3 separate regions of the Mus musculus genome follow, and regions 1 and 3 are each linked to region 2. The links are chromatin loops, found by intact Hi-C in ENCODE. Cell type or tissue: left cerebral cortex. All regions are shown on one strand.

Region 1 (8,000 bases), 110 kb before region 2:
GAATGTTCAACTGCAGCGAGACTAAAGTCCTGGAACAACATCCTTCAACCATCACTGCTGTGTGCGCGCTTGATTTTAGTTTTTAATTTATTTATTTTGATTTTTTAGAATCAGGGTTTCTCTGTGTAACCCTGACCATCCTGGAACTTGCTTTGTAGATCAGGCTGGCCTCAAACTCAGAGATCTACCTGCCTCTGGCTCCCAAATGCTGGGATTAAAGGCCTGTGCCACCACTGCCCAGCTATCAACATGGCATTTTAAAAATTTAACCATAAATGTAATTTCGTAAACTAGATTAAGTACTTTTTTAAGAATTATAAGCAATATTCACTTGTACTTTAGGACAACACTATTTTTCAGTTATGGATTATTGGATTGTTTGCTTGTTTGTTTAACAAAATCTTAATCATTTGATTTTACCAATGAAGATTCAGGAGCCAGACGATGGGGTGAAAGCCTGCTAGATCAGAGAGGCAGAGAAAGCACCCAGCTAACCTTCTTCCTTGGGCGATGTCCCAGAAACAATGCCCCTCTCTCAAGCTGTCTCAAAAAACCTCCTTTTAACCGAATGACCCTCCTTTCTACTTCCTGTACGCCTCTCTATCCGGCTTCCTGACTCCTTCTTACTCTGCTTTTTTCTTCATAATCCAGTGTTCACTTCTGGTCAACCGGTTGCTTGCTTGCTCCTCCTTGAGACCTCTATTTCACCCTGTTTATAATATTCAAGCAGAAAGCTCTTGAATGAAAGGTATGCATACTGAGGCTGAGCCACACCTCAACTAAAAAACAGGTTTTTCCAGTAAATAACACAATCTCAGGGTTCACAATGTGATCACATATCCTCCAGTGGATAATGTTAATGGATAAATTGTCTGACTCTTTCCAGCCAGGTTGTAGAACAACCAAAGTGGTAAGAAAAAAACTAAGTGAAATCATCTTTGCGATATAGATTTATTTCTAATAATCATGATGATGGGGGAATAAATAAATAAATAATAAAGGCCCCTTGGCTTGATTTTTAACGAGGCTTTGGTTACAGAGAACCTGAAAGCAGCTGAATTGGCACCATAATAAAAAGTATGCAACACACAAAAAGAATATTTCTTAAATATTCTTACGACTGTCCAACATAAGGGGCGACAAAGCCTGGACAGTCGGTACCGGCAGGGAAAAGCATTTATTTGTTTGTATTCTACAAAGATTCCCATTTAATTGCAAAACCTGTGCGCGTGTGTGCATACAGGGGGTATGTGTGTTACCATTAAAATGTTAGCAGTGGCTCATGGGAGAGGGGAGTTAATAACCCCCGCTAAAAGAACCAGGCTGGTGATGGAATTCTTCAGGTTTCTTTATTAAAGGGCGCTCCCTCCGACAGAATCTCCAGAACTAATGCGACCAGTCCCATCACTTTCTCAGCAGGTTTAAGGGAAGTAATTCATGGAGATGCCACAACTAGTATTCCTATTGCAGTACCGTTGTTGCTTTGAGATATGTGTATAGGAAGGAAGGAAGCATATCTGAAAAACTGCTTTGTTGCCCAGTGGGGAGGGAACACAAGCTGGGAAGATATTAACCTTAACATCAGTGGATTTTGTTTTGTTTTTTTTTAACAAATGGAGACTCACAGCTAAAAGGTCTCCTTAAGATTCTGCATAGATGTTGATGCAGAAATTGTACGAGAGGATGTTGGCCTGTGACAGAATTCAAAGTTTGCAGAAACAAATGTCCTTTCACTCAGTGATCCATCAGGAGGCACCCGTGGCCAGAAAGTCTCAAGGCAGTTGTGTTTGGCAGGACTGTTCATCAAAAAGCCATTCTCTTCGCTCTGTTTCCCTACCCCGGCAAACAGACTCAGCTTACAGAGCCCCTCAGCATGCAGAGGTGGCTCGCAGGACACTCAAGTTGGAAGGTTGCGAAAGATCTTGGTGGAACAGAAACCCGATTTGGTTAGTTTTGATTTTGGGTTTTTTGTTTTTTTTTTTTAAATAATGATTTATGGCACTCAAAACTGTTACTTGTCAGATAGTTTTTGAAATATTCAATGATGTAAACATGTTGCTTCGAGGAAGTGACTGGAATATATTTATGTTAAAAGATAAAATTGAAAGTCTTATTAAAATAGCTAACATGGAAAAGCAGGGCAAAAACTGGTTCTTTGGAGATGTTTACAGTAGAGATGACTTTATAATTGAAAATGACCTCCTTAGGCAGGAAAGATGGTTCAAGGGTTAAGAACCTAAATTCCATTCCTCCACCCATATGTTGGCTCTCTACCCCCTGTATCTCTAGTTCCAGAGGATCTGAAACCCTCCTCTGGCCCCGGAGAGCACAGTACCCTTGTGGTACACAGATATACACACAGGCAAAACACCCATACCCAGAAATCATTAAACCTGGTGGAGATTACCCTCCCCAGAAAGTCACAAGTTCATATTCTTTTATACCTCAATGCTATATGTTAAATATCAAGGTTTACCAAGCATACAGTCAGTCCAAGGAATTCCCCACTTAGGAATCCCAGGGGTAAACTATTAGCAGTTTATCACACAAAACACAAACGGTGCTTCTGTAGCATATACCATTTCCTACCACACTTGTGCCTGACCTCTGAGACCCAGCTCAAATTCCATTCTACCCACTATTTCTGGATGATCCGCTGTATACAGTGTACAGGAAGAGTTAACTGGGATTTAAGGACAGACGTCTATGGTTTCGATTAACTCTTAAAACTTTCAAACAGAGGTCCATTTTTCTGGAGATGGTTTTGAAAGGGTACGTGTGTGTGTGTGTGTGTGCGCGTGCCTGTGCACAGAGGATCTTATAGTGCTACTTTTTGTATGAGGTTGGTCTTTGCTATCACCGGGATAGGAATTACACACTTCACCACACCCTCAGAAGATATTTAGGCTTTGCTGCCTTGTATGGTCCCCTTGAAAACCTTTCACCTTGAAAGCGTTACACAGAATGATGAAATCATGAAATTGGTTAAATTTATTGTCACCATATGTTTAGTTTGTAATGGATACAAGCATCAAGTATCTTCTTTAATGACAATAGAAGCAACATTAAAACGACCTTTGAAACCAGAGTTAGGAGGCTATAAAGGGTGTCCTACAGGCTAGAACTGTACAGAAGGTCTAACTTGGAAACGGGAATTGTGGTTACTGCCACCCTTAGACTAATAGGTCTTTGGAATGATTGCAATTGGAAAACTTACACTGTATCCAAAGGTTCAAGATGCACACCAAAAGGTTACTGGCCATGTTGATACAAAGGACGTAAGACCTTTCCTTTATCTTCTATACATCTTCTGGGGTTTGGATACATGATTTCCAAGCCAGTCTCCACAAGAACTCCAGGTGACCTTTCCTGCTTTGCTTTAGCCTCCTGAGTACTGGGATTACAGGCATGTGTCACCAGCCTGGCTCCTTCCTGCAGGTCATCCAGGCTTTCTGTTCTTTCTCAATGTTAAATGGTCCACAATAAACTCCCACTTTTTCTTCCCTTCCTGGAATCTTCTCTAATGTACTTGCATTTCTGTCCCACCAAACTACAACTCCCAAGACACCCTCCCCAAACGATTTCCTTTTTCATGTTTGCTGTTTGATTAGAACAGATCAATAATCTCTTTCCAAATTTACCAAAGTAGACACGTAAAGTTTAGAGACAATTACTCAACCCGGTAAACAAGCAGACACTGTTTTAAAAACAAAGAACAACCCCTTCCTTGAAGTCTAAGACACACTAACAACTTCCAAGCGGTGGAAAAAAAAGCCCTAAACGGATTTAACTTCAAGTCTCTTTTGCTTGTCCTTTCCAGCTTTGGCTGACCTGCTTAACTCAGGGGTAGGGGACAGCCTGGCAATATCTGCACATCATGAGATGTTGTCTGCAGAAACTCAGGCAGTGCTCCTAACAAAAGAGCTACTGGAAGCTTTGATGTGCCCAGTGCATGAGATAGCCCTAGGCCACCTTCCCTCAGAGAAACAGCCACAGCGGATGCTGGTCCTCTCATGCAAGCAGAATCCTGAGCCGGAGGAGGTGTCATCCCGTAGCCCCGGGGTACATGGTCCCTCCGGTCCTGCGCCCCGCAGCTCCCTGCCCTGCACCCACCACGCGCGCAGCCCCGGGGCGGGGGAAGCGGCGCCGAGACGGAAGCGTTCCCTTTAGGTGAAAGGTCACCGGCCCGGCCCGGCCTCCCAAGGCTTTGGGCAATCCGCTAATGTCCGGCTCTCCGGTAACCGGGAGCTGGGACACTCAGGGACACGGGCGCTCGGGCCACGACGCTCGGCGGTTGGGCCGCCCCGCACCCGACTTACCCCTCCCGCCGCGGCGGCCGCTGGGCTGGAGAGAGCAGAGGCGAGGGGACCCGAGGCCAAGGGGACAGGGGAGCTTTCTGAGTTTGTGTTTTGGGGGTGGGGGTCAGAGTTCGTGACCCCACCCTCGGCTTGGCGGTGCGTGGTGCTCTTGGCGCCTGCGCATTAGCGCGGTGGAGAAGCGGCCGGCGGTGGTGACGTTCCCTGGGCGAAGCCGAGGGCCCCGGAGTCCAGCGGCGGTTCTGGAAGTCGATTGCCCCCTGTAGGTGTGGAGGGAGAGCGCCGCCGCAGCTGCGTGTCCACCCGATGCCCTGTGAGGATGATAGATAGCATCAAGTTCTTCCAATACCTGCAACTCTGGTGTCTGGCCTCCGCGGGCACGCGCACCCAAGTGCACATACCCAAACACACGTAATTGGAAATCAAGGACGACCGAGGGCTGGAGAGATGGCTCAATGGTTAAGAGGACTTGTGGTTCCTCCAGAGAACTTGGCTTGATTCCTAACACCCACCTGGTCTGTGGTCATCTTCTGTAACTTCAGTTCCATTGGATTTGGTGCCCTCTTCTGTGCACAAACATATGTGCAGGCCGAACACCCTACACACTAAGAGTAAAACTCTTGAAAGGAAGGGAGGAAGGCAGGAAGGAAGAAAGAAAGAAGGAAGGAAAGAAAAAGACAAGTCTTTTGAGACCTGGCCTGTCAGAACCCAGACTAGTCTTTTAACTAGTGATTCTCCTGCCTCCCTCTCCAGTGCTGTAGCGGTTTGTTTTGTTTTTAAATTTCATTAATACGGGCGTTTTACCTGCATCTATGCATCTAGGTGTACCTAGTCTAGGTGGAGGCCATCAGATCCTCTAGATGTGAACTTACAGATCGTTTTGAGTAGCCATGCAGGTACTCGGAATTGAACCTGGGCCCTCTACAAGAGCAGCCAATGCTCTTTAACAGCTGAGCCATCTCTCTTGCCCCTTAAAGGAAGTTTTGGTTTGAGAAATAATAAACAACCGAATGGGTCTGGGTTAGGTGTCTTTAATGTCTGGAAAACTGGACTTTGTTGTGGGCACTCTCTTAGATTAGTTCACCAGTGCTAAGGAGTCTGTGTAGGATAACAGGGCCCAGGAAAGAACACCCTGACCCTGACTTGACCCAAGCCCAAGACCTTGTCCCAGAGTCTGATCACAGAATCCCACCAACCCTCAAAGCTTTGGCCAAGATCAAGCCACATAATCCTCCCATCGCAGGCCACCCTGGAAAACCCCACACTCCAAGAAACCCTATATAAAGTCCATTTTTCTGCCCAGTTCCCTGAAGTTTCTTGAAGAGGCAGCCATTTTCCTGTTTTTTTTTTTTTTCCTTCCAGCAAATCTCGTGGGAGGTTTCTTGTGTGGTGTGGATGTGACTCTGTGGTATTCCTTGGCTCATGGTGGCCAGGCTACCTTTTCCAGAAGAGCTGTAACATCACGATTTGGGGAAACTTCCCCCTGCCTGAGCAGAGTGATAACACTGTCTGCCTAGAGCCCAATCCCATAGAACTTCCCAGCAATATGAGAACAGGCTGAGGCAAAGTCGTGTCAAATTTTACTTGACTGTCTTTATCAAAAGCAAGAACACAATCACTGCTGTGTACCTTATGTTCCTAAGGGCTGGGTTTTTTTTGTCCATTTTGCTAGACGATGTGTCCCCAGATAGTTAACAGTTCCTGCTGGTCAATAAAGATCTGCAAAACGAAAGGTCACCTGTGGCAGGAAACTCTGGTCTGTACATCAGGTACTATGTGGTGATCTAGAAACTTCCTTTGCATCAAGATAAACACTGTAGAAAAGCAGCCAGATTCAGGGCAGAAACCTAAGGTATTTTTTTGGGGGGGGGGATATCAAAACTCTTTTTGTGCTAGGTCGAATAATTAATTGTCCCTTATGGCCCCACAGCCTCGGGCCTATAATCTTAGCACTTGAGAAGAAAGGCTGGAGGAACCGGAGCTCAGTCAGTTTGAAGCTAGCCTGGACTGCACCTCTAAGAAAATATTACTATTTCTCTTTGGAATTAAGTATTTAGACATAGAAAAAGGACTTGCAACCTTCCCTACCATTGGGAACTGTTTCATGCTTAGTTCTCTGAAAGTCTACCTCTACCTTTTAGCATTGCTTGGTTTGCCCATAATGCAGCCTTTCCAATAACCTCAAGCTCGTCTCAAAGGTGAACATGATGAAAGTACGCCGGATTCGAGGGAGAAGGGTACTCCAGATGTTTTCTTTCTTCTCAGTTCTCAGTGCACATGCCCAAAGGGATGCTGTGGTTACCATGGTTACCACTCACCTCCAGTTCATGGACTTAAGTCACAAGAAGTTACTTTATTAAAACTGGGACGCAGTGGCTCACGCTTGCAGTGCTGGTACTTGGGAGGCCACGGCAGGAAGGTTGTTATGGATATTTGGTGAGCCTGGACAACAGGGCAAGACCCTGTCTCACAAGGAACTATGTGAATAAACCAGTCTGGAAACAGAAGCCACTTTTAGAGGATTGCTCTAGGTGACATGTTTCTTTTGGTCACAGTCTAGAAAAAGGGGGCCAGTGAGGTTCATCTAAAGGGTATGGCTTAGAAGACCTTGTCAAAGTGGGGCTGGGTGGCACATGCCTACAGTCCCATTTACTAAGGAGGCTGATGTAGAGAGTGTGAACACTGAAGGCCAGCCACCTTGGACTACACAGTATCAACAATCAGTACAAACCAAAACCTCTATAATAAAGGACTTCACACCAGCAGTAGATATTACAGTACATTTATTTTGTATGAATTATAATACATATTAACATTATTTACAATGCTATTTTTATTTATAAATGATCTTATGAACAGTAAGATACAAACCATTATCACTTTATGTAAAAAAAAGGTATTTTGTGAAAAACATTAAAAGTGATTAATTTCTTTTCTGAAATCGGTTTTTACATGCAGCAAATTGCTCCATGAAAAAGATATTTTGATATTTAGTCTTTTAAAAGCTCCTACCACCTTTAACTTCTTTTTTCTAGCAGGCAAACTCCCATCAGAACCACTGCTGTCTTCACTGTGTGGTAAATAAACCTGTCTCCTTTCTTAGAATCCTTTCCCAGTAGTAACTAACGTTTCCTAGAAGGGAAAACACCATAGATTTTCATTTAGAAAATAACATTAAAAGTGGCATAGGCTCCAGAGCACGTGTACCGAAGATATTTTTCAGGGACCCACAGGAGACATCTAACTAGACAAGCAAGCATTTATCCACTGCATGTAAGACATTCTTGTTGGATGTGGGCCAACTCCAGTGAGCAAGGCGAAGTGTTTTCAAGAACAGAATGCAGTAGGAATGGTGAGAGTGTTTATGAGCTGACGACTACAGGAACCAGGGAAAAGAGCACAAACAGTCTGAAGGACAGAAGAACAGGATCCCATCACTGGGAAGTGTCACATAACAAGGGGCAGAGCTGGGCTGACTGGTGTGAGAAAGGCTGAAGCAGGCCAAACCATTGGGAATGCCACTGAAGTTCACAGGCATTGGGATTAAATCAGAATTCTACAGTAATGCAGATTGCTTTGCAATGCCTGAAATAGACTACACAGAAAGAGGGGTTGTAATCGGGAAGGAAAAACAAAACAAAACACGGTTGTTTTCCTAGATAAGGGCTTGAACCCAGGGCCTTC
Region 2 (8,000 bases):
TACACACAAATATATATACATACATATTTTACAAATAAATCCCTTTAAAAGATGATGTTTTCAAAAGCAAGCAGGGTGAACTTCAATAGGATCATTGTGTAATTCCTTAATGACTAATAGGAACAAGTGAGTGCCAAGTCACTGGTACAGCAATATATGAAACCTTTCCTTACTGTTAGTTCTTTATTTTTAGTTTTCGGAGACAGGCTTTGCAATGTAGCCCTGGATATCCCTGAACTGCAGTCTTCCTGGCTCACCCTCTCTGGTCCTGGGATTACAGAGGCACAACACTATGTCAGCTTCATTACTATTTTTTAAAATTATATATTATGTGGTGTGTGTGTGTGTGTGTGTGTATGTGTGTGTGTGTATTCCACTGCATACATGTGTTAGATGAAAACATGTAAGACTTGGTTCTCTCTTTTCATCACGTGGGTCCCCAGTGCCCAAACTCAGGTCAGCAGGCTGTGACAGGAAGAGCCTAACCACTGAGCCATCTCACTGGCCCTTATTATTTGTAATGCTTTGAAAGAAGAATGGCTCAAAACAACACCAATAAGACATTATGTTATGATTCACTCCAATGCTCAAAACCTATAGTCAGTACACACTGTTTGGAAATGAATGCTGCACCTCTGGATCTTGATATTAATATTAACATCCAGACCCAAATGCTTCCTTAGAGCAATTCGGCAAATCTTCTATTTACACAGCTGTCTGGCTGCAGGGGAAAGCGAAGGTAGAAAGGACCACTGCTGTCTTACTGCTATAAACAGATTTGTCATCTGTTACACACAGGTGGCCGTGGCTCACGAGCACACTCTCTCTCTGGGCTATTCCACGAGGCCCCAAACAAAACCGTACAGGCATGAATGAGAATAGTGAGATGTTTATGCACACTATGATGGAAAGCTACTTTTAATTAACTCTCTTTTATTCCATGTACTACTCAGAATACTTCAAAAAATCTCCTCTATGAGCTCACACTTCAACCGCTGTATAAAAACAAGCAAAACCAAAGCAAACTCTTCCTCGGGACACCTGTCACTTAAAGGTGGTACAACAGCCCCCTAATAATAAATTAGGCCACCCTTCCCAACTACACTAGATCAGGCTAAAACTAACGCTCTGCTTCATTAGTAATTTTCCCCAAAGCTTTAATAAATTTCATTATTATGAAACCCCCCCCCACACACACACACACGACTAGCAAGGAAATGTATGTATAACTTCATATAATGGGCAGGAAAGAGAAACCTCAGTCCTCTTCCGTATCCCCCTAGATGTAACAAAAACTTACAATAAATCTCATCAAATCGGTGAGCAAAAAAGTAATGATTCTCAGCAAGCCATTCTTAAAAAAAAAAAAAAATCAACTCACTCAGCTAGACACAGGAAGTGTCTCTCTTTTAAATACCACAAAAATGCTGTGGATTTCCTTAATTGTAAAGTTGATAAGTATAAAAATAGCTAGCCTTGTTCTGGATTAATTTGAAGAAAACAATCGTAAACTTCCTGACTGAATTCTAGAAATTTTAATTATTAAGTTTTAAGTTTTTATTTTAAATTAATTATATTAATTCAGTCATTTTAAAAAGCTGAACGATGGCGAGGGTACAGAAACTTGGGCTGAAAACGATCCGTTGTTTAAATGGAACACATCCCAAAACTGAGAGAAACGTTTGTAAATAACTCAGTGCATGATGATCACGTGATGAATGCACATCACTTCAAAGAGAATAAAGGTCTCACTTTCTTATTGTTACTAATTTCTTGCCTGTTTGAAGTAATCCGGATTTTGCCTAGCAGTGTGACTCCTTCAAGGCTTTAGAAGTACAAATCAGAACATTTAGTGTGTGTGCTCTCCTGACAGTTTTCAAGTTGCAGGAATGTTAAACAAACGCCAAAAAAAGCAAAGAAAATTTAATCTGATACTTAAGTGCTAATTCTAGACCTAACTGAAGTGAAACTTACGCTCTTTTACTACAAAATCTCTCATCAAAGTTTCTTCTGATGTGGATAAAGATGCCTTTAATATATCCCATACCTTATTAAATTCTGGCTTTGAAAATGTGCTGTGTTCTTATAAAGAGACTGTCCCTTGGACACAAATTTGGAAGATTAGAAACTGTTCCTTAAAAAGGTCACAACACAATGAGCCAAAGTGCTTAAATTCACACAAAGGTAAGGAGAGGCTTTGTCATTTGGGTGAGTGGAAAGGAGGCAGACTGAAAATAGGGCTTTGTTTACACAGTCCAGGTACGAGGGGGGTGGGGGGGGGAGGAAGAAAGGAAGGAAGGAAGGAAGGAAGGAAGGAAGGAAGGAAGGAAGGAAGGAAGGAAGGAAGGAAGGAAGGAAAAGGTGAAGATGAGCAAAAAACAGGGAGGGGTAGGTGCAGGGGAGGGGGCAACTCGGTTTTGTTTTATTTTACCAACTAATAGTCCATACTCACTCAGGTAATAGGGCTCAAAACACCAGGGTGCAAACAGCTCTATCCAACCCTCCTTACAAGCGCGAAGAGTTTCAGTCAATAAATACTAGGTTTTCAAGCAACGCGGGCTAGTGGCGGAGTTTCTTCAACTCGCTGGAAAACTGTCCTAGCTTAGAATAACTGACTCCTCCACACCGGACTCCACGCTTCCCACACCGCGCACAGGCAGCGACAGCGCCTAAGTCACGGAACCCGAGCAAGCTCCGCGACGCCGTCCCATCACCTGGGCTCAGGGGTGGGGGACGCATCCCGGGGACCCCACAGCGGGCGCGGGCGACCGGCGCCAGTCCCGCACCGCCCACCCGCGGGGAACGCAGCGGGAGCCGGAGCCCGCCGGCGCCCGCCGCGACTACTCCCCAGCCCGGCGCGAGCGCAGCCACTTACCCGCGGCAGAAGTCATGACTGCCCCGCGCGGCTCACGCCCTCAGTCCATGGCTCCCGTTCAGTCCACACTCCCCAGAGTTTGAGCAGAAGACAAAAGTCCCCGCAGCGCCCACATTCCGTCCCGCACCGCCTGAGCGCCTCACAAAGGACGGACGCCGGCTCCCGCGACCCTCCGGCGGACCCGGGCGCTAGCGGCCAGCGACAGGGGGACGTGCACGAGCGCCGCTCCGCCGCGCTCCGGGACGATCGCCAGGCGCGCGCACGAGAGGAGATCGCAGCGGCTTCGCGGACGCGCGCCCCACCTCAACTTGAGAGAAAAATCCGCGCTCCAGGCGCCCCCTAGTAGTCAGGGGATGTAAAAGGCAGACAAAAGCCATAGCTCTCTCCAATAGGAGCTCTGGAACGCCCGCCCGCTCCCGCCCCTCCAGCCTACACGCTCACCCTCTTCTCCAATAAGCAGGTCGGAAAGGGGCGTGGGTCGCGATGCATGCCGGGAGTTGTAGTTTTCAGTGCCCCCGAGGTGGGCAGGAGCCGAAGCCTGGGTGCTGCCCGCCCTCCTGCCTTCATTTCCCATCGTGCTGAGGCGGGTGGTATGGCGGAGAAGGATGACACCGGAGTTTGACGAAGAGGTGGTTTTTGAGGTGAGGAGAAAATGGCGGGGAGTGTGGACCGTCTTTGTTTCCGAAGGACTAAAGGAAGAGCGAGAAGGCAAAGCGATTCAGAGGGGAGGGATAGGGTGACGGGCGCCTGCGGGCCTGGGTCCCCAATCCTCCGCTGTTTCGGGGCCTACTTGCTGCAGCCGCCTGACAGGTATAGCTCAGGGGATCCTGGCGTGGTTGGCCTCTGCCCCGAGCTCGCCCAGAATTCCCAGACCCGGCGCAATTGACCGGCCCTGGGCGGGAGCCTTGATCGGTTCTTACCCTATGGCTGCACCGCCCTGGACTGCGCCTCGTTGGGGCGGGGCCGAAACGTGCTGGATATTCTGTCTACTACTTAACCTCCTTCCCTTTTTATCTTTGATTTTTGCGGGCCTGTTAATCCATAAGTGCCTCCGGTCATCATCATCATCATAATCATCATCATCAAGGTGTGGCCTCTGGAATGCAGGCAGGCAGCAGGTGCCTTTCTATGTGGGGTTTAAGGTCTGTTAAGTGAGACCTGTGGCCAATGGTGTGAGCTCTGGCGTCTCAGCACCTAGGTTCCATTCTTTTGTCCTTGCTGTTGCGCTAAGTGTAGCCAGTTCTGAATGGAAGCTCTGGTCTGGATGTGAATGCTTTTGTGTTGGACTATTTTAAGATGTCTCTGCCATCTTGAATTTAAAAAATAAAGCCTAGTTAATGGCTTTAGTGCCATTTTTACCCCATCAGACAGGTCAATACCCACACCCTGGAACGTGTATGTGTATGTATTGAATATGTATGCCATACTTTCCCTCAGCCAACTAGATTTCAGGGAATTCATACAAGAGAAAGAGAAGAAATCCCCCGTGGTGTATAATGGGAGGGTGAGGTACGGTACAGAATGTGAAGTATTGAGATATCTAAAAACTGCCCGTGGAAGCATAATTTGGAACCCATTGTCCACTCATAGCACTTTAAAAAGCTACACACAGCAAGTGATACCCTAGGTAAATCTTCAGCTCTGAATGAAATTAGGAAGATTGATGGGAGAAAATGTACTCCAGGAAAAGGGTTTTATGTATGCCAAAGATCGGGGTGGGGTGACAATACTGAACGTGCAGCTTTAGGGGCTGGAGTATGGAGGGTTGCAAAGTGACTTAATATAGCTACAGTATCGAGGAGGGAAATATGACTGCTTTGCTATTATGAAGGGTCTAGATATGAGGACTTGAGTAGAGAGGACAAAGGCATACATTTTGGAAGTCAGAAAAATTAATACTGACTTGGATATTCATCTCTAATATGAAATTGAGGGAATGGCTACAGATTGAATGTGGGAGATAAAGAGGAGAAAAAAGTAGGTGGCTGAAATTTTTATTTTTTTACCCTGCTTTCTTTGGTTTCTGGACATAATAAGTGTGTTTTTGGTTTGCAGAGTTTTATTGGTCTGGGGATGTAGTTCAATGGGTAGAGCGCTTGGCTTGAATGCACAAGTCTCTTGGTTCAATTGGCAGCGCCACACAAACCTGATAGGGTGGTATACACGTGCCTGGGATTCCAGCACTCAAAAGGTGCTTTTAAGAGCATCATAAGAACTTCAAAGTATCAGCTACTTAGTGAGTTAGAGACTAGGGTGAGATAGGAGAGACCCTATCTTAGAAAACATTTTGTTACAAAAGATAAAAGCAAAAAAAAAAAAGATCTTGGAAGTTTCAAATGTGTGACTATGTTTGCATGGGGTTTTGTTTTGGTTTGGTTTGGTTTTCTAGTGTGAAAGATGTACCACAGAGTTTTGAATCTATTTTTATGTAAATTTAACTTTGTCATTAATCTTGTTCCCACTCATCCACTCCCTTTTCTTTTCGGAGATAGAAAGGGTCTTAGTATGGAATCCAAGCTGGTCTTGAACTTTGAACTCTCCCATCTTAGCCTCCTGGTATTATAGGTGTATCCCATCATGTCCCACAATAATATAAACATTATGTTTCTTAGATTTACATTTATAGATTTATTAAGCATTTAAAAATTTGGTGCTAGGGGTTGAACTCATGGCTTCCCCATGCTTAATAAGTACTCTCAGCCTAGCTTCTTAAAAATTGATTTACATGAATTCTCCTTCTGTTTTCTTTTCTGTTGGTCAGTGCATTGCTTTTATGTTTTATTATTTTATGTGCATGGATAGTTTGCCTGCATGGATGTCTATGCACCACATGTGTGCTTGGTGCTCTTGGAGACTAGAAGAGTGTGTGAGATCCCCTGTAACTAGAGTTATAAACAGTTGTGAGCCTACATGTGGGTGCTGGTGACTGAACCCCCCAGCCCCCGTCCTCTGGAAGAGCAATCAATGCTCTTAACATCTCGTTAGCCTCTGCATGAATTATTCATCTACTGCTTTGCCATTATCATATGTGTAGACTTACTGTTCCAGCTCTCTGCTTAACTTTTTGATTATTGTCACACGAGAGTATACATAAGGCATATACACATACCAAGAGCGTACACAACGATGGGTGTGCGAATAATAAGTGGAACATCACTAACACCACTGCCTCCTTCCTGCTGTTTGTCAGTTTCTGGTTCCCACCCTAAGGATAAGTACTACTCAGAACTGTAATGACTAACCCAGATTAGTTTCATCTGCTCTTACTGTCTGTACACTGTCAGGCATCACTTACATACTTTCTTTTTCTTTTTCCTTGCTGCTTTGTGACATTCATTTATATAATTACCTATGCATTTTTTTGATACAGTATTCCATGTGACTATATGGCTCTTTTTAATCAGGTCTTCTGAGGGATGTACATTAGGTAGTTTCTGCTTTGAAATTGTTGTAAATAGTATTACTGAGGACTTTTCTTTATTACTATTATTAATAATATATGTATGAGTACATTGCCTCTATCTTCAGACACACCAGAAGAGAGCATCAAATCCCATTACAGGTGGTTGTGAGCCACCATGTGGTTGCTGGGAATTGAACTCAAGACCTCTGAAGAACAGTCAGTGCTCTTAACCTCTGAGCCAATGTGCGGTTTTGGTAAGCATATTTTTTTTGTTGGGTATATACTTAGAACTGAAAATGCTAAATTATAGAAAAGAGATGTATTTGCCTTACATAGATACTCTAAAGCAGTTATGGACACTCCTGTCAGCAGCATGTAAGAGGTCTCCTTATACCATATCCTCACCAGCACTCTTTCAGCTTTTGTATCCGTCTGATAGATGTGTATTGTTACTTTTGTGTGTTTTTCATTTCTGTATCGTCAGTATGGAACTTAAGATGACCACTGTGAGTCTTTATATTGGTTTTTCTCTTACTATTAAAAAAAACTGTGTACAAAGGTACAATTCCTTCATTATATATCTACCCGACATCTCTTAGGGTATATGTATGTGGCTTCTGCACATTTTTAAAAGTAAATTTTTATTACATGTGTGTGTGTGTGTGTGTGTATGTGTGTGTGTGTATGTCAGAAGCCAATTTGCAAGTGTTGATTCTCAGCTTCTACCATGTAGGACCTGAAGTCAAATTCATGACGTGGCAGCAAGTCCCTTTGTCCACTGAGCCATCTCAGTGGCAGCTTCTGTACTCTTAACAGTTCATTGCAAAGAATACAGTCTCCTAAATTCATTCAAATCCACTTGATCTTTTTTTCTTGTATGTATGGATAATGCTCCAAGGAAATACTCGTGTAACCCTAAAATCACAAAGATGTTTTCTCTAAAAGTTTTGGCCTTTTGCAATTGATCTGCTATTTTTTCCCCAATATGCATATCTGGTTGGCCTGGCATCATCATTTCCCCCACTAAAATGTGTTGCCTGTGTTATAAATTGGAGCACCACCTTGTTTTATTGAGACAGGCCCCATTACGTAGTCCTGGCTGGCCTGGAACTCACTATGTAGAATAGTTCAGACTCACAGAAGTGGTATCCTTGCCTCCTGAAAGCTGGGACCACTACTTCCCCCTCCCCACCCCTTCCCTTCTGAAGGCAGACTATCACTCTGTAAGCCAGGCTTTCCTCAATACTTGTGATCCTCCTGCCTCAGTCTCCAAAGTGGATGACAGTCATGTGCTGTCACCACCGGGCAGGTTTTTGCTTTGTTTTCCCCTGTGTCATAGGATTTTCCTTAGCATGCCTTCGGGTTCTTGACTCACTGTCCCATATGACTTCTGAAACGATGACCTTGAGAATTTCAGCCTTTAACAAACCTAGGGAAATTTTGTTTGCGATCACATTAAATCCGTAGATTAGTTTTGGGAAATCTGACACCTTTGTAATATTGACTCTTCTAATCCAAAACATGTATTTCCTGCCTTGTGCTCTTGTTGCTTCACATTGCATCAGGATCTTTGTCCAGACTGCGTATATTTTCTACTGCCAGTGTATGATCGCCTTCTCTAAGCAGTCTCTTCTGTTGTGACCTGAAACTGATTTTAAAAATTGAGAATTATCTCTTCCTTGAAACTAGAGCTAAGTTGGCCAAAAGAAGAGTGAATTTATG
Region 3 (8,000 bases), 64 kb before region 2:
TTCAGGGCAGCAAGAGCCTAAAAAATGCACATCCTATTGTGTTATTTCCAATAATGGCTTGTTTTCCCTGTGTGTGTCTGTATGTGTGTGTGTGTGTGTGTGTGTGTGTGTGTGTGTGTGTGTGTGTGTGTGTGTGTGTATCTGTGTATACAGATGGTCTTACTAAGCTACCCGGACACATGATCTGCCTGTTTCAGCCTCTCTCCTGCTATGCATCCCATGCACACAAGGGCTACTACGCTTCCCTGCCTGTCTGACCCAGGCCATGATTCTCTTCCCCCTTTCTTGTTCTGCAGAACTTCTTTGTGTTCTTTAAACACGCCGGAGTCCATTCCCATATCGTGGCCTTTGACTAAGCCCCACTAGAATCTGTGTTCCAAGAAAGTGAGACCTTTGTATATTATGTGTACTATGTGATACACTTGTCATATGTAGATAGCCAACCAGCACAGTAGATAGTCAAATGCTGGAAAATGAAATGGCTGTTAGGCATGGTGGCTCACTCCTATAATTCTGGTACTCGGAAGGGTGAGACAGGTGGATCACTCTGAGTTCAAGATCAGATTATACTACATAATGGTTCCCAAGCCAGGGCAGCTACAAATTGAGGCACTTAAAAAAAATCAATATAATAACTTATTTAAAAAAAAATCAGCTAGACAAGGAAGCAACCATGCTGCTCCAATTACACGAGGTGGTGGTAGCTGAAAGGACTGGGATTCCTTGACGACAGTACCTTGTTTCTTATGGCTCTACCCCAACCAAATTGAACTGCCAGCAGGCAGCGGACAGACCATGAGGCAGCAGCGGCCTCGGTCCATGCCCTTCCTTGTGGAGCAGAGCATGATCTATGGCCTGGAGACCAACCAAGGTGAAGAGTCAATGCTGGCTAAGTATGTTGTACAAGACAGCAGAGCAGAGGTGTCACCGTGGTAAGGTGCATACGGCGACGGCTTTCTGGGTCAACAAGGTAGACTGCTTGCAAGTTTCCCTGGCAGAGAGATGCTGCACACCGGCTCAGCCACCTCAGCGTCACCAAGCAATGGTCCTTATCCAGAGTTTCAAACTTTTATTTTATAGATAAAGACGGGCCCCTCCCTGTCTGGTCCAGAATTGAAAATACTGTAATTTCTCTAACAGTGGGAGCCCTTAAATCAGTCTTACTAAGGCAAACATGCACATGTCAATCTACATATAGAGTATTTGGTGCTCTAAATGCTAGAATACAAATATATATTTGAGCCCGGCGCTTCTTGTATGATAGGCAAACCAGTAAGCTAAAGTCTCAGCTCTTTTTTAATTTTAAAAAATATTTGTGAATTGATTTACTTGTTTATTTTGAGTGGGGCATGAATGTGATGTCAAGGGACAAGTTTTAAGGATCAGTTTCATCCCTTTACCATGCCAGTTCTGAGGATCAAACTCAGATCACCACCTTTGGTGGCAAGCACCTCTACCCACTGAGCCATCTTGCCAGTCTGTCTTTCACGTGCTCTGTTGAGGCAGAGACTCAGTGGGTTGCCCACAACTCAATGGACCTGTGGTCCTTTTGCCTCGGCTTCCCTGCTATTTGGGCTAGCAAAAGCTCCACATGGTTCCGTGAAAAGAATATTTTGAGAGAAAATACCTTATTCAAAGATTTGAAGTATTTTGTTAACAATAAGTGAAACTTTTTCCACAACTGAAGGTTATCTCTTTCGTTAATTTAGTCTGGTTTTCAGGGATGCTTAATATTTCTACTACAGACCATCTACAGACCCAAAATTTGAGGGAGCCTTTAGTATAAGCAAAAAATATTTAAACCTCTTTCTACTATATATATATATATATGCCTATAGTTAGGTTTTAAAACCAATTCAGAGTAATATTAATATAAAATTATATAAAGAATAAAAGGTAAACTATGTACAGGAATTATTTTGGTAATTATACTTCATTTTCACTAATGATAATTTAGGTAATTTTAAAAATTACAGCCTGGAATATATTGGGAAGTGAAACCCTGTCTCAATAAATAAACAGAAAAACAAAACAAAATTAAAAAAGGAACTAACTAATTGGCTTAGCTTGGGTCTGAGCAGGCACTATTGAAAAACTTTAAATGATATGTATTTAAACCTAGTGTATGGCCATCAGAAATATTCAATCTACAGGTAACTGCCAAAAAATTCAACATCCTGAAATCAGGCTGTGTAGGGGACACCGCCCCCCTCTCCCCTGCAGGGTCTCTGTGGTTTCATGTTATACTGCACGCTCTGGGGAAGCCTACAAGTCCCAGGGTTTACCAGGTGAGCATTCGCTCTTCCAGTTCCTTCAGGAGATCCCGGTTGAGCTCGTACAGCTGAGGCAGGTAGTACAGGATCTGGTTAAGGATCCGGTCCTCAATCACGGGCTTCCCGAGCTGCCTGGATGCATGGGCTACAGCACCCCGGAAGTCCTATTACAGGCAGGAGGGCAAAAGTCACTGTCCATTCGCATAACTTGATGGAAAGCTCTTTGCCTAGCCATCCTCTCCCCTATGAAGATCCACAGTCATAAAGCTATCTTATCTCGCAACTCTACTGAGAAGTATCTACAAACTGGTTTGTAGCTCTAGGAATTAAAGTCACACTAGTGCTATCATTTAATACGATTGACTCTATTTTCTCACATGGGGTGATAATGCTCCCTCAGGAGGCATGAACTAAGGAAAACCCAGTGCTAGGCACCAGAAGTTGTTCACCAGGGCAGTCTAAGAGACTCCCAACATAAGACAAGCTGTTGACACTACTCTTAGTTGCCTCCCAGAACTTGAAGTTTAGACCCTACTGTGGAAGACCTCACACAGTTTGGACACTGCACTTTGCAGGTAAGGTATTGACAAGCTGGTACTGACCCGGAAGCCTCCTCCGCAGAGACTAGCTCTCATACCATCTGAAAGTGTTATGCAAACTGCCAAGAGGGAAAACAACCAATAAATAGTCTTACCCAGATGGAAAGCCTACACACTGCAGCAATGACCTGCGAGGGAAGATAGCCCTGAAGGGCAATAGCGGCATCTTTATCTTGGGGGTAACCAACAACTGTCTAATGGCACTTATGGCCTGCTGGGTATGAGGAAATGCACCCCTGGTGGTGTGAACACCTAGCCTGTGGCTGGAGAGGACCTCAGAGAAGAACCTGTTACTGCCATTTTTCTAAACCACGATGTCTATTTTTAGTTGTCAACTTGACTACATATGGAATTAACTAATATCCAAAAATGGAGGGCACAACATTAAGGGACTTCTGTTTATTTTGAAGTATACAGATCCACCTCTAATCTGGATCTTGAGGTGGGAAGACACACCTTTAATCTGGGCCCCACCTTCCCATGGACGCCTATACCAGGACAAAGAAAGAGGCTCCGGCTTGTTGCCTGCCTGCTCTCGCCTTGTTATGGAGTCCATTCCTTCATTGGCATTAGAAGTCTACTTCTGCTGAGAGGAGCTGAGACACCCAGCCTTGGGGACTGAGCAACTTCTGGATTCTTAGACTTTCCATCCATAGCCAGCTATTGTTGGATTTGCTAGACTACACTTTGTAAGTTATTCTAATAAATCCCCTTTCTCTATATATGTACACTAGAGATCCATTCTACAAATTTTGTTATTTTAGAGGACTCTGACTGATACATAAACCAATATATATTTTAACTTTATCCTAAATATTGATCTTTATACCCACAGATATGTGTAGCTTTTATACCTCATCAAAGAAGCTCCCCTTTGCAATACCTAGGGACTATTACAGAGATCCACAACTAGTCAAAATATAGAAGACAAATGATTGAGGGGTGTCCAGCCCCAACTGGTTCACCTATAACACAACCCCTACACTCAAGGCTCAGAAAACACTGGGGAATCATGGAGAGAAAAAATAAGTGCCAGAAATTCAGGAGACCTGCTCTGAGACAGCATCTTCTAGACATGACTGGAATCACACGAAATCACAACTTATTGCCTAAACAGCTGATGTGCGAACATGAAAGGGGGAACAGTCACAAGGCCCCACACTTAGATGAAGAACTAGAAGCTGCCAGAAGGGAAAGAATCCTTTTTTTCCTAGGGAATGACCCTGATAGTTATTTAATCCCAAGTGGTCAGCCCCAAGAATTATCTACATAGGAGCAATACTAAGTAGACTCAGTAAATTGTGTGTCTGTGGGTGTGATTAAAGAGTGAATTGGGAAGTGTGGGCAAAGCAGGAGTTGAAAGTGGGAAAAGGAGTTGGAGGGTGAGGCAGAAATTATGTAAGTGTAGTACTTATGCATGATATTCTCAAAAATATTCAATTAAAAATTTTAAGAAGTTCTAAGAAGGTCTTAGCTAACTCCATTCTGGATTTAAGAGGCCCTCATCTCTGTCAGAAGTCGTTTCCCAACCTGGAGCCTCTAGCTGAATCTTGCAGAGGGAGGCACTTGGCAATCAGGATTCTAGATCTTGGCCACTGCCCTTGATTGACTCTGCTTCCTTGACCTGACCTCGGTTTCCTCCCTTGTGAAATAGGTGCAACTGTTACACAACTACTATAGTACTAGCAAGAATGTTTAATTGGCTGTTGCACAAACTTACTGCAACACATTTGGTACAGTCAACACAACACTCCGACTCTAGGTGTCAATGTTCCTCTCCCTTCAGCCAAGCTCCCAATGAGCTCACCATTTATACTTAAAAATCCAGCCACCTGGTCCCATACCCACCTCAGCAGCACCTGATAGGCAAAGATGTTTCTGACCACATAAGCTTACAGGCGACATATCCATCTGGGGTCTCCCTGGGGTGGCACCCGTAATGAATGAGTGAGTGAGGGAATCCTGCCCAGCCTTACATACCAGCATTCCTGAAGGTGACTTACCCAGAATCAGCCCCTCTGAGAAACCAAGTAGCACCCTCCAATACTACCCCAAAAGCGAGAACCAACCCAAGGCATGGGCCCCCAGTCTGCATCTCATGAACCCACAGAACACGATGGTGTAGCAGATGCCCTTTGGGTTCCCCAATCTCCCAGGCCAACATGGGGTCCAGTGGGGGCTCAGCATCTCCATGTGCCACCCTGGACAGATGTTCTTCCTGGACAGGATAGGTGTGCTACCACAGCAGGGCATGGTGCCCCATGGCCTGAACTAGAGAGTCATGTCCCCACTACAAGACCTCATGACTCAGCAGAATTTTATGCTGATGAAGCAGTGTGGTGTGTGAAGTCTGGATCTACACATAGCCTTCCCACACGCTCTCCCCACAGGGCTCCCTTATAGGCCTCCCACCCTCTGTGGCAGTGCAGTGTGTTTCTGGACAGCCAGAACTCCCAAACCAGGGCAGCATGGCCCATCAACCCTTTTCGCAGGCCCCTCAGGGGGTCTGGAGCTGGGGATATTGAGAATATGTTAACTTTTAAAATATTTTTTCCCCTCAAAAAAACCCCCACATATTTTCATCTTCTGTTCTTTCTAAGACTACTGCCATGTTTTAATATAGGTCACCAGCACCACACCCAGCACTGCAGAGAGGAGGAGGAAAGGGTGGGGGAGGAGATAAGCGTTGGCAGAGGCTCCATTGTCCTGAGGGTGGGCCTCAAGATCTAAGTTAAACAATACTGGAGTCCCCCCAGTTCAAGACTCCAAAACAAAGGACCATTCCTTCTCCTAAGAGTCTGATTACAAATCCTCAAACAGAATCCTGAGCACACTCACTAGGCTCTTTCTTGGAAAGGGCTAGCATTTCCTCTGTTGATCCCTCCAACATATTCCCCTAAAAGACAAATTAATTAAGAGTAGCTCTTACTTCTCCGGGGCAAATTAAAAAAATAAAAATGAAGATACGGAAATGAACAAAACAAACCCCAAATTAAAAAATCCTCACATGTACTCTAAAAGAACGGGAGGTTTCCTACCCTAAAGGACACTCAAGTTTCTTTACAGAGAGGGATGTTACGTTCCCAGTCTTCTGAATGCAGACAAGGTTTCACGTCCCAGCTACACTCCAATCTCCTCTCAATGTTTCTTTATGTTTTCAGACAGTCTTGCGGAGACCAGGATGGCCTCAGGAAATGGCAATCCTACTCCCTCAACCTCTGGATGACTGCAATTACAGATGTGCCAGTACGGCCTCAAAACTGTTAAGTAGCCAAGGATAGCCTTGACCCTCTGCTCTTCTTGCCTCTACCTCCCCAGCACTGGAATAACAGGCCTGTAGCACCATACCCAGTTTATTAGACACTCAGGACTAAGCCCAGGTATTCCTGAATGCTAGGCAGGAAAGTCTACCACAGAGCTACATTCTCAGCCTCCTCACGTTCTTAACAAATACTAAAACCTTTTTCTGGAAGTAGAGCCTGGGTTCATTTTTATTGTCCCATTAGTCATATTAATCTAAAGGAACACCTTATCTATACGTAGCGACTACAGAACTAACTTGTGTAACTAGTAAAATATCCAACAAGAATTTAGTTTGCAAAAACTCCAGTTTTAGCAAACCACACAGGCATCTCCAGAGAACAAGCTGACAGCAGCCACATTCCATCCCTTGCAGCTTGCCTCAATCAGCCCTGGCATTTTGCTGGGAGAAAACACAGCTACTTAACTCTTGGAAGTCGTTAAGACTGTCTACGATCGATCGAGGAATGCTATAGAACGCACTTATGAATCACTCCCCAGATAGTAAATACGTTCAAAGCTCAGCAAGGTGAGCAGTGAAACATGTGTCTGCCAGTGTGGTGATGGGCACAGGTGATGGGCACAGTTCAGATGCAGGAGTTCCTGCAGAATTACGTGAAGACTATGCTGGTGGCTTGGCAGCAGAATGACTTTTGTTTTCCAACTGGAAGGCATTTCCTCATCATGACAGTGACAGTGGATGAGGAGCCGGTCTCGCACTGCTTCGGCCAGACTTTACATTCCATGTCTTCCACCGCGGCCAGAACACACACTTGTTTATTTGAGACACATTTAAAAAAGGCCAGCCAAATCCAAAGGGGACTGACCAATGGTAGCCACCATTCAGGAGACTCTTACCACGACCGGGTGAGGCGGGATTTGTTTTCTTAGAGTACTGGGTGTTTTGGGGCAGCTTTAGATGAACTGAAGACCAATTATATAGTTTTGAAAATTATGGTAGGGGCTCAAAACAAAATAGAAAGTTTATTTTGTACTTAAGAGAGGGAAAGAAAGACAGGGATGGTGGCATATGCTCCTGCATAAACAAAGGACTTGGGGGTAGGGAGTGGCCAAGGCAGGAGGATCACTGTGGGTCTGAGGCTACACTGAACTACACAGGGAGACCCTGTCTCAAAAAAAGGGCATTTAATAAAGACTATAGGAACTTGAAGAGTTTGGACCTCTAAGAGCCGCAGTTGTATGTTCTAAGCAGGCATTTGACAACAACTCTCTGCTTTACCAAAGTGCTCAGCCAAAGCACTTCCTTATCCAAGCTAGCTTTACTAAGAACTCGCCACCCTTGCAGCGTCTGGCCCTGCGCCCCTCCTTCCACCATCTCGCAAGCACTAGCAGATCGCCCTGTCCCCCACTTTTCCTTTGGGAACCTTCCACTCCCTGAAACTCACTTTCTCCTTGACTGTGAATTCTGTGTTTGGAGTAAAGTCCAATTCCTTTACCACTGCAAAATCAGCACACTGTAATGAACAAAGTCTGTCTTAATATATGTTTTTTAAAAGGCCAGACATGGTGGTGAATACTGCTGATCCCAGCACTTGGGAGGCAGAGGCAGGTGGATCTCAGAGTGTGAGATCATCCTGGCCTAATACTGAGCTCTATGACAGCCAAAGTTACATTATAAAAAGACCCTGTCTCAACACACACACACACAATACACACACACACACTAAAATTTTAAATGTCACTTAACATTTATTTTCACTGGTTTTCTTGGTGGCGAAGAGTGCTCAGCACACAAAACCTTAGGTTAAATCCAGCTCAAAACAGGGCATCCCTGCCTCCAGGGTAAGACAATGAACACCAGATCTCC

Evidence for each region. Peaks named below come from ENCODE experiments on the same cell type or tissue, not always from the same donor. Only the 100,000 strongest peaks of a DNase experiment are listed, where the experiment ranks them.
Region 1: a loop joins it to region 2, with 10 times the contacts of the local background. A loop is called at or near these places in 3 of 42 quality-filtered maps.
Region 3: it touches region 2 in a loop (2.6-fold over the local background); 7 of 42 quality-filtered maps call a loop at or near these places.

Annotation. Positions count from the first base shown.
Region 1 is chr10:94,144,422-94,152,421 of GRCm38, reverse strand. It overlaps Fgd6 (FYVE, RhoGEF and PH domain containing 6), which reads right to left. Exons shown (of 21, transcript NM_053072.3): 21 at 7,083-8,000. Nr2c1 (nuclear receptor subfamily 2, group C, member 1) reads right to left here and starts at 4,491. Exons shown (of 14, transcript NM_011629.3): 1 at 4,320-4,491. In left cerebral cortex, a CTCF peak has its summit at 4,598; DNase peaks (open chromatin) are centred at 1,753, 4,148, 4,540 and 7,608; H3K4me3 peaks cover 1,720 bases; H3K27ac peaks cover 1,544 bases.
Region 2 is chr10:94,031,186-94,039,185 of GRCm38, reverse strand. It overlaps Vezt (vezatin, adherens junctions transmembrane protein), which reads left to right and starts at 3,387. Exons shown (of 12, transcript NM_172538.5): 1 at 3,387-3,516. The coding sequence starts at 3,481. It overlaps Fgd6 (FYVE, RhoGEF and PH domain containing 6), which reads right to left and starts at 3,185. Exons shown (of 21, transcript NM_053072.3): 1 at 2,876-3,185. The coding sequence starts at 2,891. In left cerebral cortex, a CTCF peak has its summit at 3,213; DNase peaks (open chromatin) are centred at 2,656, 3,275 and 3,780; H3K4me3 peaks cover 3,193 bases; H3K27ac peaks cover 1,301 bases.
Region 3 is chr10:94,094,839-94,102,838 of GRCm38, reverse strand. It overlaps Fgd6 (FYVE, RhoGEF and PH domain containing 6), which reads right to left. Exons shown (of 21, transcript NM_053072.3): 6 at 2,286-2,437. It also overlaps the pseudogene Gm18391. Among named protein-coding and RNA genes, the nearest start is that of Nr2c1, 49 kb to the left of the region's middle. In left cerebral cortex, no CTCF peak of the experiment used is centred here; a DNase peak (open chromatin) is centred at 4,077.